Regions from separate parts of the Homo sapiens genome. Here region 1 is linked to region 2. The links are chromatin loops, found by intact Hi-C in ENCODE. Cell type or tissue: GM12878. All regions are shown on one strand. Region 1 overlaps KIF1A (kinesin family member 1A). Region 2 overlaps ANKMY1 (ankyrin repeat and MYND domain containing 1).

Region 1 (2,500 bases), 220 kb after region 2:
TGAGGGGGAATGAGGGGGGGATGAGAGGGTGAATGAGCTTCCTGGCCAGGCTCTGACCCACCTGGACAGACTTTTCCTGATTTTGCCTTTAATCCCACAGGATGTGGCTCACATGAGTGTCTTAGTCACACGTGAAAGATCAATGAGTGCGTGGGTGAATGTTGCGGCCCCACCAATGGCACAGCAATGCCCAGAAAACAGCTCCTAAATTAGAGCCCAAGCTGATGGGCTCCCCAGACCCAGATCTTTCCGAGCATGGGGAAACTCCCAGAGGCAGGCCAGCTGACTCCAGGACTAGCTAGCACGATGCCATCTCCTCCTCCTGCAAGCCCGCCAGACTCACTGCAGGGAGAGGGAGGCCCCTGCTCAGGCCCTGCAGGGCCGTGCTCCCTCCTCAGCCCAGCCACCATCACAGGGGTCCCTTGACAGGGTTTCTGCTGCATCCAGGTCCCCAGGGAGGGCTGGTGCGGCAGCCTTCAGAAAAGATCTGTTCATGGAAAGAGGTGTGTGTGCACGTGCTCAAGGGACCATGCCAATGGGGACTCTGGCCCGGCCACCCCTGGGCAGAGTCTTCTCCTGGCCACAGTCCCTCTGCCACAGTTGTCAATCATCTGTCCTGACCCATCGCAACACGACCTGACAAGGATGTGGCCTCAGAAAGTGCTGGCCAAGCCCCACTGCCCTGGGGCTCTGTGCCAGGAGCGGCCTCACACCTCACAACTACAGGGCTTAAAGGCCCATCATTGGTCTGAAAGGCCTTCTGCTGCTCAGTTCACTTCACAAACGCCACCCCACAGGATAACTGCCGTGACGCTGGCCACAGTCATGCAGGGACCCAGGAGCAGGCAGCCTTGATTTTCCATTCGGAACGGACTCGAGTTCTCACCAGTGCCTGGATTAGGGACTTGGAGGCCCTCCATCCCCAAGGTCTCGCCGACTCCCTGCCCCAGGCTGGCACGGGCAGGGGCCTCACTGCAGCCGGGGAAAAGGGAGCCTCCTGCTGGACAACCTGAGTCTGGGACTCTATGGTCTCTTCATGAATTCACCACCCGCCACTTCCACAAAAGGATGCTCGGTGGCCACGGCCAGAGGAGCGTGGCTGGAGCCGCTGTCCCTCCTCCTGGCCTGGCCAGGTGAGGGACTCACGAGAGGCTGTGGAATGTGCCGGAGTGTGAGGGTCTCCTGGGCTGGATCCTGTCTGCCCTTCCCCAACCCCTGTGCTCATGGCTCTGCCTGCTACAGCCCCTTGCAGGGAGAGGGGAGCGGGGCTGGTCCTCACAGGGTGGTGCAGCCAAGGGCAGCGGGCCAGCCAGCAGCGTGCGGGACACCGAGCCCATCCACAGGGCAGGGTGTGGCGCGGGGCAGGCAAGGCTGGGGCAGGAGGAGCAGGAGGCCAGCCAGTGTCTACTAGGGAGCAGGAAACTACAAAGCAGCCAAAATCAGGAGTGGGGGAAGAAGGGACTCAGCCAAGAGGACAGGGTGGGAAAGCAATAAAGAAATCAAACCAAGATTCCAAGAGAATAAAAAGAAAGAAGACGGGAGGAACAGGAGGACAGGTGAGCACGTGTGTGAGGAGTCCAGGAAGCTGGAAGTTAACTTCTCAGGGGCATGGGGGGCGGTCAGGGGAGGAGCAGGGAGGAAAGAAGAGGCTGAAATGAAACCAAGGGTAAACCAAGGGTCACAGATGATACCTAGGTATGTCCGAATCAAGAAACTGCCTGCAAAACACAAACAATCACACGGTTAGTGAGGGCCGGGCAGCGCAGCGGGAGCGGGGTGGGGGACAGGCAGAGGGAAGCGGCCTGTGGCCACAGGCCCACTCTGAGCCAGGGAGGCTGCAAAGCGTGGGGCCTGGGAGCGGGCAGGAGGCAAGGCCATGGAAAAGCGCATGGAAGGCCAAGGCCCCAGGCTGGAGCCAGAAGCCGGGGATCCTGAGCCTCCGCACGTCAGGGAGAGCGGCCTTGGAGCAGCCCGGCCCATCATGGGGCTGAGGACGCCAGCACCGTCCATGGCACAGGAAGGCCCACTGGCCTGGTCAGCCAAGCCACAGGACGGTGCCTGCCTGGGGGTGCCAGCAGAGGACAGTCCCCAAGACTGCTCCAGGGCAGGGCTAGGGGTGGGAGCTGCCAGCACGGGCAGGAGCCAAGCGAGGGCCAAAGCCGCTTCGGGGAGGCCGCGCCCACGCAACGCGCCTTCCTCCTTTCTCAGACCCAGGGCCTTGACCCCAGAACAGGGCTGCCTCAACCCCAGAGGCACCCTGGGACCGGCCTCATGTCTCAGCCCTCAGGGTGTGGGGCCAAAGCCCCTTCAGTGACAGGTTCTCAGGCATCCAGGAACAGGGTGGCCTGAGGTCCAGCCATGAGCCGCTCCCTCCTACGTCACCCATGGCAGCTGGTCTTCTGAGGAAGACCTCAGAAACTCAGCCCTCTGTGCAGAGAGATAGCAGGTGGGGTTGGGGGGCTGGAGCCCCTGCCCACCCCACCCCAGGAGCTGCCTGGGC
Region 2 (2,500 bases):
AATCTGTACCCCCTCCTCCCCAGGAAGGGCGGCAGCGATGTGGAGTGGTGTCAGGGTGCTCAGCTGCAGAGGAAACACCGGGGCGGGCAGTGAGGCACATTCTCGTAGGGAGAGACAGGTGAGGTACCTGAGGGACCCAAATGCCAGGGAAATGGCTGAGACTCCAAGGGCACCATTCTCAGCCTCACCTGCCTCACAACGTGCAGGCTACTGGTCCCTGAAGGCAGTGTGGGCAAACTCCCAACACGCTGAGCAAGACATACATGTTGCTTCCAATGCCTAATATGCCTCTGTCTGCCAGGGCCACAGGTAGGAAGGCCCACCCTGAACCAGTGTGATTTTAAGCCACTGTCCACAACTTCCTCTAAGAAAAGCCTCTCCCTGCCCTGCCAGGCCCACCACATTAACAGCCGTGCAGCTCCTGAGTGGCCTCCTGACTCCAGCCCCTGACCTGTCCATTCTCCACTCACAGTGTCCCCAGCCATCAGCTGACAGCATCCATAGAGGCCACTGCTGTGCAGCAGTGACGCAGAGGTGTTCACAGGGGCCCTGGCCTCTGGAGGCAGCCCTGCCGTCCTAAGGGAGAGCCCGGCTGAGAATGGACAGTGGGCTTTGGGTCAAGAGATGCTCCCCAGTCCCTTAAAGACCAGCCTCGCTCCAACAGGAAAGAGAAAAGAACCCAGGAGGGACCCCTGAGGGGGAGACAGGTGAGCCTGGATGGTGGGAAGAGCCACCAGCATGAGGACCAGCCACAGGAACTTGGGGAGAGCAGCCGGGTGTGCCCATGCATGCCCATCCACCGGTGACCAAGGGACATGGCACCTGAGGCAGAGGGCAGGGCAGGTTCCAGGCAGCTGCTGACTCCCAGGAGGAGCAGTACTATCCCAGCTTGACAGCAGCCCCTGCGACCTCCACACAGCCCAACACCCACAGCCTCAAGCATGACCAGGGCCAGCAGCGTCCATACCCAGCAGAGGCATGCAGTGAGAGGACAGAAAAGAGAATATAATGCAGGCATCGCCTGATGTTGGGGAGGCCGGTGCTGCAGGCAACAATCTACTGACCCCAGAGGGACGCAGACCCAAGCAGGCAAGTGGAGAATGGGCAGCCCGCTGCTCCATGGTAACCACAGCCCAGGCCACCAGGAGGCGCACGGGGCCGTGCATCTACAACAGTCAGCCGGAGGCCACACCCTCCTTACATGTTATGTCACCCCTAAAACAGCAGCAGCAACAGCAATAACTGAGCTAATAACAGAACCAACCCAGCTGAGGGGTGAATCAGGAAATGATTAAGCTGAGGAAATTCCCCAAAACAGCAGAAGCACAAAGACATATAAAGCACTCCAAAACAAAATCAGGGTACATGAGAGAGAGAGCTGGGGTTCTAACGTCTCTCAGGTAGGAGCTCCAGGCCAGTAGGGAGAGCACAATAGAGAGAAATACTAGAGAAATAATGCAAGAAAATTTCACAGACCCACAGCTCTGACCCAGTGCTAAGGTGACTTAATAAGGAGGGAGGGAATTAACCCTTACACAGACACAGGAGGCAGGGGGGCATCACACTTCTCATTAAGTCCCACGAGTCCCAGAAGGACAGAAGACAGTGAGACAGGACCTTCAAAGGTCTAAGGGAAAACAGTTTGGAACCAGAATTCTGTATCTAGCTAATCTATTATTCAATCAAGAGGGTAACATGGTGACATTTTCAGTAACATGAGGGCTCAGTTTCCCACCACGGATCCTCTCCACGAGGATGTCCAATGACACTCTGCAGAGAGCACAGAAGGAATCCAAGAGGAAGCTGCAAGGTGCAAAATGCATTGAAGAGCAAAGAAACCCCTGGACTACTGCCAGGTCCAGGTGAGACTGGCAGTTAGAGTGGGACTTGAAGCCACAACTGCGCAGCATGGTGGAGGGAGGCAACCCCGAGAGTCCCATTCCTCCTGGGAGTCAGCAGCTGCCTGGAACCTGCCCTGCCCTCTGCCTCAGATGCCCCAGCCACCTCCCTGGGTTACCAGTGGATGGGCATGCATGGGCATGAGCACTGGGACTTGTGTCTGCCACAGTGCTGATGTTCTGCTCTTGCTGGTCTTCAGACCTGGGAGAAGGTGTCAATCAAGATGAACTGCTCTTGTGAGACACAGGGCCAGAAATTAAAACTATTCAATCCCTCTAGGCCCAGAGACTATCGTAAAAGAGGTGAGCACATGAGATTGCAAGGGGCAATTCTGAGGGATAAAACTAGTTCAGAGTTTTTCTATAAATTAACATTAATATCAAAAGTACGTGGTTACAAGGCCAGTGTCTGGGCCCCAGTGTCAAAATAATAGGGTTTTCTTTGAGATCTGATTTGCTCTTTAATAGAAAATTGTTGGCTGGACGCGGTATCTCACACCTGTAATCCCAGCACTTCGGGAGGCCAAGGTGGGCGGATCACTAGGTCAGGAGTTCAAGACCAGCCTGGCCAACATGGTGAAACCTCGCCTCTACTAAAAATA

What was found. A loop is a pair of places that touch in the nucleus more often than their neighbours do. Peaks named below come from ENCODE experiments on the same cell type or tissue, not always from the same donor. Only the 100,000 strongest peaks of a DNase experiment are listed, where the experiment ranks them.
Region 1: a loop joins it to region 2, with 4 times the contacts of the local background. A loop is called at or near these places in 6 of 110 quality-filtered maps.

The regions. Positions count from the first base shown.
Region 1 is chr2:240,733,028-240,735,527 of GRCh38, forward strand. The region is part of intron 38 of KIF1A (kinesin family member 1A); the gene reads right to left. Among named protein-coding and RNA genes, the nearest start is that of AQP12A, 42 kb to the left of the region's middle. RefSeq lists an enhancer at 718-1,218. In GM12878, a CTCF peak has its summit at 999 (motif pointing left); no DNase peak of the experiment used is centred here.
Region 2 is chr2:240,512,880-240,515,379 of GRCh38, forward strand. It overlaps ANKMY1 (ankyrin repeat and MYND domain containing 1), which reads right to left. Exons shown (of 18, transcript NM_001282771.3): 10 at 1-63. Among named protein-coding and RNA genes, the nearest start is that of ANKMY1, 44 kb to the right of the region's middle. RefSeq lists enhancers at 993-1,287, 1,419-1,538. In GM12878, a CTCF peak has its summit at 1,142 (motif pointing right); a DNase peak (open chromatin) is centred at 1,252; H3K27ac peaks cover 827 bases.